Linked DNA regions of Homo sapiens: region 2 is linked to region 1. A link is an interaction called in ENCODE POLR2A ChIA-PET data of the cell type or tissue named here. Cell type or tissue: endothelial cell of umbilical vein. All regions are shown on one strand.

Region 1 (8,000 bases):
CTGAAGCAGATTAGCTCATCGGCTAAGAGTAAATGGGATGCAAGTTGAAAAGAGATTCAGGGAAAGAAGTGAAAGTTTGGTGTCAAGAGAGGGAGCTAAGGAAAATTAGAAAGATGAACAATTGGTGGCCCAAAGTTAGAGAACATGCAGTGACATTAACTGACACCGCGGTGTGATTTTTTTCTTCCCCTAGCTCTCAGCTTGATGCACAGAGATGTTAATTAAACAAAATAAAATATCTAACCATTAAAAGTTGTCACAGAGAGAATTTAATGACAAAGAAAATGCTTAAGATATTTGTGCCAGTTACTATTGGTACCTTCCTCAGAACCCCATGGCATTCATCTCTGTGCAGAGCTCTGTTGCTGAAAGGCTGCTTGCTGTGAAGACCTGAAACTCTCTGCCTGAGGCTTTCCACTGGCCAGTATGCTAGAAATCAAAGCCAGGGAACTTCTCCATTCCCAGGGCAATTAATGCTCCCTCTTCCCACTCCCCAGCCTGACCAATTATTAATGGGAAATTGATGGTTGAACACCTTAGTTTTCGCAGCCTTCCATTGGGACAATTTGAGATGTTTTTTATATTCAAATTTTTCTAGATTTCTCCAGCAGAACTCAGCTCCTGCTGCAACACAGTGCCAACTGGATTAACTACATACAATTTATTGGCTTTCTTTCTGTGGTGATTTTTTTTTAATAGGCTTCAAGTTCTACAGCGCTCCTCCCATGAAGTGGTAGGATCTATGTCTCTTCCCTCATGGGCTTGCAACTGCTTTCATAGAAAACGATGGCAGAAGTGACACTGTATGATTTTCAAGGATAGACCATAAAAGGCCATTGGCTTCCATCTACTTCTCTTGGGCGCTCACTCTTGGGGAAACTAGTCACAGACTAAGAAGTCTCACTAAACAGAAGTTGCTATGCTGGGGTGCCCCATGCAAAGATCTGGATCCCCTGCCAGCTATGGGAATGGCCATCTTGAACATCCAGCCCAACAGAGCTTTCAGATGCCTGCAGCCCTGGTGGACTTCTATAGCTGAGCCCTTCTTGAGTTCCTGATGCACCAAATCTTATGCAAAATAACACTGTGGTTGTTTTGTATCACTCAGGAGTAATTTGTTACACAGCTATAATGACTGTAACATTTCCCTTCCTTATATCTCTTTTCCACTTTCCTACTGGTGTTTCCTGGGATAGTTTTAAAGATAAATTATGTGCTCTTGAATTTTTTTTTCTTTTTTGAGACATGGTCTCACTCCAGTTGCCCAGGCTGTAGTGCAGTGGCGTGATCTCAGCTCACTGCAGCCTCAACCTCCCAGGCTCAGGTGATTCTCTCACCTCAGCCTCCCAAGTAGCTAGGACTACAAGCACACATGACCATGCCCGGTTAATTTTTTTGTATTTTTAATAGAGATGGCGTTTCGCCATGTTGCCCAGGCTGGTCTCAAACTCCTGGACTCAAGCAATCTGCCCGCCTCAGCCTCCCAAAGTGCTGGTATTATAGGTGTGATTGCGCCCAGCCTGGAATCCTTATTTCAGAATTTGTTCCTGGAGAATTCAAACTGAGAAAAACTATGTTACAAAATAATAGTTACAATATAACCTCAAAAATGAAAAAATACTAGAGAAAAAATAAATATAAAAATGTTAACCCAGTTAATTTCTAAATTGGAAAAATAAGGTTGATTCTTACTTTTAATATTCTTGGTGTATATTTTCCAAAGGTATAAAATATGTATGTATTACTTTTATCAGAAAGAAGTGGTTTTATGAAACATGAAAAAATGAGTAATGTTTTATGAAAAGATTTTTCTATGAAATTTAAAATTTAACAGTTTCCATAGTTAAGGTGAAATTTGTCTTCTAAAGTTTTTTTATGGTAGAAGTCCTGTTTTTAGCTTACTGGGCCCTACCTGCCTCCCTTGGACAGAGTTATTCCAGTATCATGTGACCCACACTCACCAATCACAGCAGACTGAACCAGGGAGCACCACATCTGAGTCCCCCAAAAAATCAATCCATAATGTGGCCAAAATTCCATCAGCTTCTCTCTAGAATTTGACAGAAGAAATGCAGTGCCTGTGATTACATGACCATGAAAATTACATATTCAAGGCCCCTGGCTGGCTCGCACCACATGCAAGTTGAAGTTGTATGGAGGGGCAGAAACCATGAGAAATAGAGGATGCTGATCTGCCATGGAGAATGGGGCAAATGCAGGGAGAGAAACGATGAAGAATTCTCTCTCTCTGTGTGTGTGCGCTGCCCGTGCATGCTTGCATGCTTGGAGAGAGAGAAAGATAGATGCCCGTCCAGTTCCTATGAGGCTTGGTTATACTTCTCACACTTCATTAACCTGAGAATCTCTCATACCTCTTCATAATCCCCTTTTACTTGACCTTGTTTGGGTGATGTCTGTTCTTTGTAACCAACAGAAACTGATCTGAACAAGTTCATTTCTGAAACCTAAAAAAGCTGAAATAATTCTAATGCTGATATGAATATTAACACAAATGCTTAACAACAAGGAAGTATTATTCATGTCCCCATTTCACAATGAGGCCAGTGCAGCATAAGAATATTTGGCACCGACCGTCCCACAGCTGGCAAGTGCAGGGCAGGATTCTCACACGGGCAGTCTTGCTCCAGGGGCGGAGCCCTTCACCTGGATGCAGATGGCGTCCCACCCTCATCTTTGTGATTCCTCACGCTGTAGGCTGGAGGCCTCAGGTGTGGCTCTTCTGTGATGACTGGTTACAGGGTGTTGAGGAGAACCAGTGTCAAGACTCCTATCCTGCACAGCAAGTCAGAGGCCACATTAAGAAACTAACGTGCCTAGGTGAATGATTGGCGAAACCAGCCCGGACGTTTGATTCCTCCTCCCAACATTTACATTTTTCAGCCATATTTATTAATTTTCTACCCATAATCTGACTAGCAAACACAAGATAACTCAAGTACATCGAGAATAAGAGGGAACTACAAACTGTAAAATACCCTAGGCTGAAAGGTGGAGGAAAGCTGAGTGGGATGCAGCTTGCCTCAGCAGGCTAAAGTGAGATCACAGCCCCAGTTTAAGGGAGCTAGGTGGGGAGACATCAGTGCTTTCACCAACAATCTTGAATTTGACCCTTCCCACAATCCTGTGAAGTGAATATTATTAAATTTATTTTATTTTATTGTTTTGAAACAGAGTCTCGCTCTGTTGCCCAGGCGGGAGTGCAGTAGCACCATCTCAGCTCACTGCAACCTCTGCCTCCTGGGTTCAAGCGATTCTCCTGCCTCAGCTTCCTGAGTAACTGGGACTACAGGTGCCTGGCTAATTTTTTGTTATTGTTGTTTTTAGTAGAGACAGGGTTTTGCCATGTTGGCCAGGCTGGTCTCGAACTCCTGACCTCAGGTGATCCACCCACCTTGGCCTCCCAAAGTGCTGGGATTACAGGCATGAGACACTGCACCTAGCCTAAATATTTTTTAGAAATGGGAAATGTGGGGCTCGGAGAGGGCAAGTGACTTGCTGCAGGACACACAGCAAATAGTGGCAGAATCAGATTCTAAATCTCATACAGTTTTCATCTCAGGATACTACCTCTTCAGTACGGTCTAGTCTATATTTGATTTTTCCCTACCACTTAACCCCCAGATTAATAACACTGTGAGCTGGAATAGCAAATCTAACTCTAACAATATTAATACTTGGCCTCAAATTATGCCATCTAGTGACCATACTAGCCTTACTCAGTAACATATAAGGCTAGTTACATCAGTTTCTCACATAGACACATATTTTCTGAACTCAACTGCTACCAATTTTCAAATTTCTAAATTGAGAGCCACAGCTCTCCAAATCGGATGTTAACAGAGCTTCCCTACACATAAGTTGCCGAGCAAACCCATCATTATATTCTGGTTCTTACACACACACCAAACAAGAAAGGGCATAGTAGGCAAGGAGGTTGATGAATTCATATCCAATAACACTTATTCTATAACTAGTTAGAATCATTTATTTTTGCAGGGTAATCATAATACTTCATCTGGAAGCTAAATTTTTCTTTGCAGATAACAGAAATAGAATCTCAAAAATATGTAACATGAAAGGGTGAAGATAGAAATTTCTCTCCAAGATTTATAATGAGGGGATAGGTAATCCACATAAATAACGAGCCCAGCATTTTTATAGACTAAATGAGGCCAGTCATTTGTAAAGATATTTCATTTCGTACTTCAGCAGCTCTCTGGGCCTTTAAAAATGCAGTGCACAGCCACGAGTTAATGCTTGTACAGGACTGCATACCTTTTAATCCAGCCGGAGAGTCAGCCCTGAAAGCAATGCATTTAACAGGAAACATCAGTGGCTCACGAATGTTCAGGAAGAGAGCCTGCTGACATGAACGTTCAGGAAAGAGAGTGCAAAAAGAGCCTTTCTGATTTTTTTTTTTTTTTTTTTTTTTTTTGGCAGACGGTGATAATGAAGGGAAAAGATTGGCTTGAGGACTGTGGGGGAAGGGGATCCACTAGCCCCTTAGAATATGGTTTCCACATTCCCATCGCTGCAATCTGCTTTAAGGCTGAAGAGTTTCTGAAGTTCTCTGATATCCACAGCCAGCTCAATTCACATAAGCGCAAATTTTAAGAGCCGCATTTTGGGCCTTCGGTAACATGGCTCTCACCCCTGAACTCTCAAGACCCTAACAATACTGAGAATTTACTTGGGAATGGGTAATTATGTGGAATAAGTATGAAATACTGGGAAAAGCATGAATTTAGCTACAGAGAGCCTTGCATGGAGATCCTGACTGCACAACTTACTAGCTGTGTGGTGATGGGTAGGACGCTTGAACTTCCCAAGCCTGTGTCCTCATCTCTAAAGTTCACTCAACAAATACTTATTCAACACCCACCATGAGCCACCATGAGCTGTTCTAGGTGCTGGGAATACAGAGCCCTGCCCTCATGGAGTATCCAGTCAGAGCTTAAATCCTCACAGCAAAGTGTCCCTGGAGAATTGTGAGGATCGGAGCTTCTGTCAGGGAGTTCCTGGAGCATTGTAGGAGGGCTTAACAGACATCAGCTCCTTCTCTATGAGAAGTTGATACATTCTTGAGGGTCCACTTGAGAATTCCTGGAGCCCTCAATGGGCAGAGTCAGAGCAGTTACCAGGGCACTCATGACCAAATATGGAGCTTAGATATCTCCTGTTTCCCGAGAAGGCTGCAACCAGCTCTGGAATCTCTGCATTATCAAACTTTAGACACCTGACCTTGTCATGAAATGTGGCAAACTCCACCTGGCTCTACGAGGTGAGCTATTTAGAGTTGCATCTCTTGACCCAGGCGACCAGGTATAGATTACTGAATTTCAAAATTCATTTGTCCATCTGTTCTCAGGAATTCAGAGTCAATCCATTCATATACCTACTTTGTAGCAGCCACTGGGTTGGGGAACATTAGGGACAAGTTAGGCTTGACCCTGTTGGAGCCTACTGTCTAATGGTTTGTTTGTGTAGGAGGTGGGAGGGTGGCTGATAAACAGGTACTATAAGAGTGCCTATTCAGGCACATAGACCCTAAGTCATACTGCCTGGGTTCAAATGCCTCAGTTTCTTCGTCTGTCAACTGGGAGAACCCTGATAGGACTGTTGTAGGCATTAAATAAACAAATATATAATCAAATCACTGGGATGCCATGTTGGTGATTACAGCAGTGTTGAGTCTTATTAAAGGCGGCATCAGTGTGATCTAAGGGCTTAGGGAATGGTCTCTGAGAGAATGTCGCTTAAGCTGTGACCTAAAGAATAAATAGAAGGAAAGTTGGGTGGCTTCTATTCCAGGTAGGGGAACTGTCAAGTGGTGGCATTAAGGGGAAACAATGGAGACATTTTTATTGTTGTTGTTTTGCAGAAACACTGTTGTGAGTTGAGTCCCCTCCCTGTACTGGCACTATGCTGGACAATGCAGGTACAGAGGTGGTGATCTTGCCACCATTCCCTCCAGGTGAGATAATGACAGATGAGGCAGCAAGTGTGATTGGGTGATCCAGACACCAAGAGAGCAGCATGAACAGATGGCTATAGGGGCACCAGCAAGCAGCAGTTGATTGCTTGGGGGCATGATTTAGCAAGGGGTTCACGGAGGAGGTGATGCTAGAAAGGTGAGGTGTGGTCATGAGGCAGGGAGGCAGAGAAGGGCATTTCATTGTAGGCCAACGGATCAGGGTGGGCAAAGGCCCAGAAATATGGTGCAGCTAGGCGCATTTGAGGAGGAGTGAGGAGTTTCGGGTGACTAGAGTGCATAGTTCCCAGCAGCGGCAAAGGGAGGTGTGGGAGAGATGTGGCTGGAGCGTGAGGGGGGCTTGGTCATCCTGGAGGGCCTTGGAAACCAAGCCAAAAGTTTAGATTTCATCCTGAAGAGCATTTAGAAATAGCTGTCTGGCAGCAGCATGGAGGGATGAATTGGAGGTGAGTGGGACAAGAAACTGAGAGGAATTAGGAGATAGCTGCCAAAGTCCAAGCAAGATAATAGGAGGGATCGAACCATGATTAGGACATGCAGAGCAAAGAAGAGGGAATGAAACCCAGAGGTATCTCCTATAGCACTGAGTAACTGGTGGATCAAGGGAGGTCCTGATGGGGTGACTGAATGAATAGTGGATTAATACACAGCATAGAGCAGGGTCTCAATGACCATGGGTGGGCTGGACAAGTGCAAGCAGAGAGAATGCATGCCTTCCAAAGGGCACAGCTGTGCTCAGCTCCACCTGATCACTAATGGTTACTGCAATGGTTATCTATTGCTGGGTAACAAATTACCCCAACACGTATTGACTTAAAACACAAACATATTTTCTCACAGTTTTTGTGGGCCAGGAATCCAGGCATGGTTTAACTGGGTCCTCTAATCCATGGTCTCTCACAAGACAATAATAAAGGTGTCAGCTGTGTCTGTGGTCTTGGCTTAAGGTTCAACTGAGGGAGGATCTACTTCTGAACTCATTCATGTGGTTGTTGGCAGGCCTCAGGTCCCTGGTGGCTGGTGGCTGATGGAATTGGTTCCTTTTCATATGGGTCTCTCCTTAAGGCAGCTCATAATAGGGCAGTCAGCGCCTCTCCAGAGCAAGCGAGGAAGAAAGATGGAAGGCAGTCTTTTTGTAACCCAATCTCAGAAGTGACATCCTATCATTGTTGCTGGATTCTGTTAATTAGAAGTGAGCCAAGTTCACCACACACTCAAGGGGAGGAGATTTGACAAAGGCATGCAAACCAGGAGGTAAGCATCATTGGAAACCACCTTAGTGACTACACTACAATATTCGTCTTTGAGAATACAACTCAGTGTTGGGACTGCCTGATTTTTCAAGAAAAATTGGAGATCTGATTTTTATGTGAAATCTTCCAATTTGAAAATACTGGCCCTTAATCCCAACAATTTTTTTTATATGCATTTGGTCAAATAAAACTCTCTCAAGCATGACCCATGGGAGACCATTATGAATCCTCTGGTACAGGGACCAGAGAAATAGGAGCAGAATTAGAGGAGAGGGAGCAGAGGTTAGGATGTTTGCCTCGTTCTTTACTTGAGGAAGTTGGGAGAGCCAAGTCATTGTTAAAATGATGGGAGCTTGAAAAAGATGAATGCCAATCATTCAATCCAGATAACTGTATTCGTATAAATTCTACAGTCATGTTGGTAAAGATGACTTGTTTTCATTAAAGAGAAGCCTTTGATCTCTGATCTGACAGCTGCACATCTATATAAAATGAGACACTTTGACATCTGCAGCTCTGATCTCAATTGGACAGGTGGTTTCCTGCACACTAATGGAACAGAAAGACAATTGAGCATTATTAGATAAGAGAGAATGTTCTCACACACAGGAAAACAGCTTTTTCCTTTGAAAAAAAACATGATAAAGAACAGAAAATGACTGACAGAATCAGAGCTTCCTAACTGTCAGAAGAGCTGTTTCAGCTACACTCTGGCCTCTGTTAGGGGAGATTAG
Region 2 (8,000 bases), 1.0 Mb after region 1:
TCAATAAGTTAAAAAATCTTCAAGACTATTTTTTTGCCCTAAAAACAGCCTGTGACAGCTAAGACTATTTCAAATTAAAGCCAAAACAAGAACTAAAGAGAAAGAAATGTTTCAGAAAGCAGAGTGTTAAAGAATACCTGTTTTTCCCATTAAATGTTAATATTATTATAGAAACAAAATAACTTTTTCTTGAAGCATTTAACCTGGACTCTGGGTCCACAGGTCTACAAGGTGAAATAATTACCTGACTTATAGAAAAATACTACACATAATTAAGATAATAAATGTTATTGCTCTGTAGTAACAAGAATGGTCGGGATGCCTGGCAGATCAGCAGGATATACATCAGAAAGCATGTTTTTCCTGCTCCTATTCTTTCCTCAAAGCATTTTCTGACAATTAGTGAGGAGTTCTGTAATTACATCTAGCTTTTAGTGAAAAAAGAAGTCAAGTACCATGTTCTGAATTATCATCAGACAATTAGGGTTTGGTTCTATGTATGCAGCAAGTTTATAACCTGGATGTGTAGGATGGAAAGGAAAACCAGAATTTAGCTAATTAAAGTAATGGGAGCTTGACCTGAGTATTAAGACTTGTCTTTTCCAGAGAAGGAGATGCTGACAGTATAATACATTGTATTAATAACATCACCAATAATAATACAACTACAATAACAAGGACTACTTATTTTTTATTTCTAGTTATGAGTTTACTAAGTTTGTATACATTTCCTTGATCTGTCAACAGCATATAAGGAAGACATTATTACCCTTAATTTTGAGAAAATGAGTCCCATTGTCTCATAACCTCAGAAAACATAAATTATGTGTCCATGATCACTAAAAATGGTAAGAACAAAAACTGGAATTTGATTTATGATGTATCTGACTTCAAAGCCTATGTTCATTTTAGTAGTAATAAATTTCATTGTTGCTGAGAGAGTGTTCAGCATACCTTAAGCATAAGATCGATTCAAGTAAACACAAACACTGATAGTAAGTGGTCCAAACCTTTCAGGAAGTTAAGACAGGAAAAGATTTCTTTCTATAGGTACATTTATTCGTTCACTTATTCAGCAAATATCTGTTGAGCACCTTCTATTTACCAAGCTATTTTAAAGCCAGGTAGATACCAGCATTACAATTCTTTGAGATCTGCATATTGCAGCAGATTACTAGCCCACGACTGAGGGATGGGAGAGTAGTGGAAAGCACATGCTTCATCTAGATAGGACTGATGTTTAGCCACCACACACTGGGATGGCTTTACCTGTTGTTGAAATATGTCTATATCTGTTGAAAAGTGCCATTGTTGCAAGCTCACTTTACTCCAGGGCCTTTGCCACCCAGCCTTCCCCTAGGATTACTTCAGACCACGCCAGCAACTAAAGGGTTAATGCCTATCTTAAGTGGGGAGACTTTAGGACCCTGCTTTTTGCCTAAGCTATTATAAGTGGTCAGTCAGTGCCATTGCTGACCAAACTCTCAGATTAGCTCTTAGGTAACAACATGGGATCTCCCTCCTAGTAATGCCCAAGGGTCTTGCCTATCCCATGTTCCAGGGACCTCAGAGTGAACACCATTTAGACCCACACTGGCCCCTGCCAGCCTGCTGGACTACCAGATGGCTCACTGTAGCTCTTTGACTGGCCCATTCACACCTGTTTCCCTCTGCCCAGAACAGACCTAAATACCAAAAGGAAAGGTGGTATTCCTACAGACAGTGCTAGCATCTTGGCGGACAAATGCTTAGTGTCATTTTGGCCCCATGAGGTTGTGGCCACCCACCACTGCTTGGCCCGTCCCTTACCATCCTCAAATTGTGCTTGAGTAGACTGTAGCCCCTTTTGGGACCTTGACTCCAAGAAAGCAGATAGACAGATAGAGAATGGAGCAAACTGGAAGATAGGGGATAATGGGACAGCCTCAGGCAAAGACCAGGGACTGCTGAATCTCCTGGCAGGGTGGGGATTCTAGCAAAGGAGGAGGAAGCAGAGGATGGAGGTAGGCTGCAGTAGTAATATCAGGCCAGGAGGTGTTAGAAGTGCAAATTCTTGCTTTCAGCCTTCTCAGTTAAATATCATCTCTATTTAATTCACTACATGAAAGCAAGTCACAGGCATTAATAGCAGTGATATTAACAATAAATCCAGGATCAGACACAATTCTAAGACATTTGAGTCTTGCTCATTCAACAGGAAAGGAAACTGAAGCATTTGAGTGCTTATTTATAACTTAAATGGCAGAGCCAGAACTTTAACTCAAGCAGCCTGGCAACATGCCCATGCTCCCAACAAGCATTTATGCTACTTCTCATCTGACCAGAATGATTCATTTAATCCAATTAAATGTGAGATTCAGATTTATTATTGTTATGTTTTAGTGGGTGATAGAAAATTGAATATATAAGGAACTCAGACTTGGACTAGAAAATATTTACATGCCATTGCTATTTAGTTGAAGCTGAAAGAAGAGTCAGCACTATGAACAATGTTATTGATCTGAAGAGAAATTCTCTGCTTATCGAGACGCCTAATGACTATCCAGATGGCACCTAATAACTGTCAATTTAATGGTAGAAATTTAATGTCAGAAAAGTTTGGTGCAGTTCTCTATGTCAAATCATAGACTAGACAGAGGCATTACTTAGTGATGGCCACGTCAAACAAAATATTACACCAAATGTTTATAAAAATTAACAAATGATTTTGAAATTATTATAACTTACACTATAATGTATATCACTTACTAAGCAGTTGAAAACATTTTCTGTTAATTTACAGAATATAAATCAATAAACTTTATTAATAAACAGTATATGTATATATTGGTTCACATAAAGCATCAAAGCTTTTGGAATCTGTGAGTGCTTAGGGTGGGGAGTTAGAAAATGCTGATATGAATTATATGTATTGATGCATATGGGAATTTCCCAAAGGTCCTAATGTTCCTGGTTTCCATTATAGATCTATGTTCAGTTAACCTCAATGTATAATTCACACTTTATATAAAAGACTAATTTTTCAAAGTAATAGGATATATTACATTATTGATTTCCTTCATGAAATGAAAGAAGATATACTAAAAAAGAAAAATATTAAGTGGCCGCTTTGCAACCGTAATAAGACTGATAATGAGAAGATAACATGCAACTACATTGATATACAAATGGTGGATAGAGGACTAGATTTTCTTATAATAAATCCTACTTTCCTGCATATAGCCTTGCACTGTGTGCAAATAAAATTTGTTCCTAAGCAAAACTAAAAATTGCTATTTGTCATAGAACTTCAAGGACTCTCACAAATCTTCAAAACCACATATTTTAATTTTTGAAAGCCAAGTTAGGGTCTACTTAAACCAGCATAGAGCTTGTGATGGATTGCACATGGGAAGACTTAGAGCCCATGGTCTTCTCTAGTTGGAAAGAATCAGATCATTGAGCCCAATATTTATTTATAAAGATGAAGCAACTGAGTGAGAGTGATCTCTGGGCTCAAGGAGTGTGTTTGTGTCAGAGTTTGGACTGGAATTTATGTATAATGGAGATAACTTTTTGTAGTATACTGTGTTGTCTTTTCACTAAGTTAAATATAGGTGAGAAAACTAAACTATTTACAGTACTAATTTTTATCTCAGTGAAGTTTTAGAGGGAATCTATAAACAACCTATGCAGTTAGAACTAATTAAGTAAAACTGTAACTAATTTAACTACTGCAGAAGCCATGAAGTTGGCCAGAAAGGATTTGAAAGTGTCCTGAGAAGGATGTCTTCCACATTGCAGTTTGGTGGTAGGACATACCATCTGGCTAATTTCTCAGAGTCTGGAATGAAAGCAACAAAGGGTTGCCAACCCCCCATGATCATAAATGAGAATCTCTGACAATGCCTATTAATTATGTCATAAAATTCACTAAACAAGCCACATTCATATGCCACATGGCAAAGGTTAAAAGGCAGCTAGTGAAGTCTAAGATTCTGGATACAGTATTTGCAACTCTGATAGCCGCAGTCTCTTAGAATATCAATGGCAAAATAAAAAGCCTTCTTGATACTATTTTATGAACTCTATCTTTAAAATTCCAGCTTCACGTCCTTTATCTGAGGAACACCATAGAGCTTAACTAATCACATTGCTGTACTGCTGAATTCTTTTTTTTTTTTTTCAGCAAGATACTTTCTGCTCACCCTAGTCAGCAGCTGCCATGTAGCAGAGGCTTTTTGCCTTGTGAGTGGGGATTTTTTTTTTTAAACTGTAGCTATAAAAAACAATTGGCCATGCTCAGTTCTCCATCTGTCTTTTATGTCCCTCTGGATTACATAAAAAGGCAACAGTTTATTTATAACCTCCAAGTTATACTCTAAATAATATTTGATTAAGGCTAGTTTTTAAAGTTATCAGAGAAATTTCATAATTGTACGTTTAGAATATGAGAAAAAGCACATCTCAGCTTCCTTTAGCTTTCCCAGTACTGCTGAGCCATGCAATTTGCTTGTGCACTTTATCCAATTTTGAGCATGACATTGTGAAGGAAAAAATAACAGCATCCAAAATCTAGTGTTGTCACTGACAAAAGCTTTAATATCTCTTAAATCTGTGTTTGAGAAGAGGGAAGCAAGGTAACTTTACCTATCTTGACCAAAAGTTTAAAGTAAGGAGGCTTTAGAAAACTAGAATACTAAAGGATATGTTACTGGTCTGTTAATTATGCTCTGGTAAGTCACTTTGGTTGTTCTTAAAATGAAAGGATATTGAACATCATTGCACCTTTCCCAAGTGAGATCTGCCTGATTGAAAAATAGATCATGTTATGTTTCGGGTTCCCAAACTCCTGAAAATCAAATGTCCCCTAGTAGTTCCCATGAGTGGTTAGAGCCATGCGATGTTTGCTTGCCTTCTGATTCTTTCCATTTGGTATTAAAAGGTAGGACACGTCAAGTCATTGATCAAATAATAAAACATTCCTCCAGCACAACTTCCAGACAGTTTGTCACAAAAAATGATCCATTTGTTGAGTGTTCATCTGTTGCTTTTAAGGTTCTTATTTGTTTGGCTGGGGACTAACAAAAGGTAATTCATTTGTCAAAAGCAGTGACATGGGAGAGACAGAAGACTTATTTTCTCCATGAGTTCTTGTAACAATTTGTGTTTGGTTTTCTTTGAAAGGGAAAGAAACTAATGTATCCTGATGCTGTATGTGTTTGAGATGCTTTACAAACATTTTTTTTCATTTTATTGTCAAAAGAAATATGTCACTCAGGTACTTCTCTTAAATAATATATAAGCATGCCCATTTTAAAAGGAAAGGTTTTCCTAAAGCTCTATTTGTTTTTCATAGGTTTGTCAAAAGATCAAAGGTTACATCAAATAAGCATCACCCCCTCTTTAAATTTCATTCTCTTAAGTCACTGGACAGGTGGCAGGTGAACTTTGCCATATCAATTCAAGTCTAGACTTTCAGAATTTAAAATACTTGAGATTAGAAAGATTGAAAATCATGTTTAAAAGACATTCATCTCCTTCTTTGAGGTAAATTTACTATAACTTATTTCCTGGTGATTCCCAGTTTGTAAGGCCCAGTTTGTAGGCTATAGGTATTGTTGGAAAAGTAACTATGCCCAAAAATAAGGTGAATTTTACCAAAATTCTCTTTATAATAAAAGAATCTCAAATTCTCTTATAATATCAGACACTCGTAATATAAAGTCCCTTTTGGAAATGACACAATAAGACAACTTCAATCACTGCTAGATATGTATGCTTATAGAAGTAAACTGAAAGAGTTCTTTAAACAAAGAAGGAAATTAGTTTAAAGTCAATTTAATATTAATAAGTATGTCTGGATATATAGCCTCACAACTGTATATTTAATGTTGTTGCAAATAAGCCCTTTAAAGTAACTTACAGAGCTAAAGAGTTAAATGGTTGTATTTTGGAGATTACTTATATATGCAGAATAAATGAAATAAAACTATTGTTCTATGATGCCATAAGAGTATCAAAATCTGTTTCAAAAATGCTGTACTTAAACTACTTAGGTGGAAATTAAGATGATATGCATCAGGAAACTGCTATATGACTAAAATGTGACTGTACAAAGAGGAAGTTATTAATGCCTAAATGCATGTATAGAGTTTGTTTCATTGAATGTGAGAGCAGCACCAAAGAATTTCTCCATAATAATTTAAATAGCCTGTTAGAAAATGGAGATAATTTTGGCAATATCTTTAAAAGGTTGTTCACTGAAATTGAACAACCTCTTTTTAAAAATTTTTCCATTAAAATTTCTACTAGATTAAAAGCTCCATGAGGTTACATTCTAGTATTTCTGGCATATAATATGCATTCAGTAAATGTCTGTTATATAATGAATAAGGAGTTATTTTTAGCAGTTCCATGAAAAAATATATAATTATTCCAAGGAAAAATACATAATCACATGATTGATTGATTCATTCATTCATCAGATATTTATTAGTATTCTGGTCTAGGCATTTTTCAAAGTCGTGGTTAATATTGCTTTACTACTGAAAAGTTCCAGAGCTCTTCAGCTCTTTTGAATTTATTTGGCAATTGTTCTCTAAGGCTTAATTTTCTTTTTTTGTTTTGATTATTTTTTTCTAAAATTTCAGTTTACATATTCCATTGCAGTCTAACATATAAACGTGTAAGAAAAGTTAATATATAACATGAATTTTCTTATATTTTATTGGTTGTGTGATATTTTCAATAAGTTCAGCAATTCAAAAATGGAGAATTAACGTTGTGCCTACGTGAATTGTTTATAACTAAAATCAGTAAAATAATTATGTTACATTCAGTAAAACAACTTAAAATTTTACCATGATCTTTATGAAAACAAGTTATATGCTGCTTTGATTTTTCTAGAAAATGATTTAACATTAGATAGAATGTGCATTAAATATTTTCACTTCCTTGGTCCTGAGAAGTTGATATAATATGTAAATATTTCTATCAGATTTGTTATAAATAATATTTATAGATCAAAATTCATGGCAAAGTACATTTTATATTTTTTACCAAATGTTATTTATCATAAATGCTATCAATAGTACTTCCTAAACCTTAAATATGTCAATGTTTATCACAGAATATGTGATACTAAAAATATTAGTATATTTTCAGTTTATAAAGCATATTCATTTCATAAAGCATGTTTAATGGCATATACTACATATAAAATGTATGAATTATGAGGTTTATTGATGTTAATGTAGACAAAATAATATATTACATGGGAGCATTTTATTTTTATTTTTATATTTATCTGCAGTTTCCATCTTCCTATAAAACACTCTACAAATAGGTCTAATGTATTTTCTTTGGATCTGTTTATGTTGCATAGTAAAAGTCACAAGCAAGTCACTTTCATTTGTCATTATTGCCAATACAATAATTTGGAGAGAAAACAACTTTATGATTTATTGGTTAGAGCATAATAAGTTAAATGCCAAATAAACCATGGAGAATAAAGAATAGGTGTTATTATTTTATGCATGTAATCATGCTTTGATCAAAAACAACTATGCTTACAACTTTCTTATGTCATATTTGCTCCAGGTATTGATGACAGTGAACTATCAAATAAAGAGATAAGGGAAGAGATATTTAGTAGGCATTATTTCATCTTTTAGCAAACACTTCTTAGGAGAAAAATAAGAAATAAAGCAATATAAAATATTGTTTAAAAGACATCAATGAATTTCCTTTTTTATTATAGTACTATATATTTGTATGTATGTTCAATTTTTTTTTCATTTTTTTCCATTTGGACATACAAAAGTTGAAAGAAGTGAGTTTTAGGTTTTAAAAAAATCTGTGTATAACTGCTCTGCTGTCATGGTCTTTGATAAAGTGAAATAATAAAAGTTATAATGAATTCAAAAATTAGCTAAAATTATATTCTATATCTTTGATATTGGTTACAACATGTTCTGCTTCAGACACAATAGAAATAACTAAAATAGAACTGATAGATA

Evidence for each region. Peaks named below come from ENCODE experiments on the same cell type or tissue, not always from the same donor. Only the 100,000 strongest peaks of a DNase experiment are listed, where the experiment ranks them.
Region 2: POLR2A ChIA-PET joins it to region 1 with 7 read pairs; 2 of 35 experiments call an interaction of 5 or more read pairs at or near these places.

The regions. Positions count from the first base shown.
Region 1 is chr4:98,688,959-98,696,958 of GRCh38, reverse strand. No RefSeq gene overlaps it. Among named protein-coding and RNA genes, the nearest start is that of TSPAN5-DT, 34 kb to the right of the region's middle. In endothelial cell of umbilical vein, no CTCF peak of the experiment used is centred here; DNase peaks (open chromatin) are centred at 4,348 and 7,828; H3K27ac peaks cover 1,168 bases.
Region 2 is chr4:97,641,471-97,649,470 of GRCh38, reverse strand. The region is part of intron 10 of STPG2 (sperm tail PG-rich repeat containing 2); the gene reads left to right. Among named protein-coding and RNA genes, the nearest start is that of STPG2-AS1, 280 kb to the right of the region's middle. In endothelial cell of umbilical vein, no CTCF peak of the experiment used is centred here; a DNase peak (open chromatin) is centred at 2,260.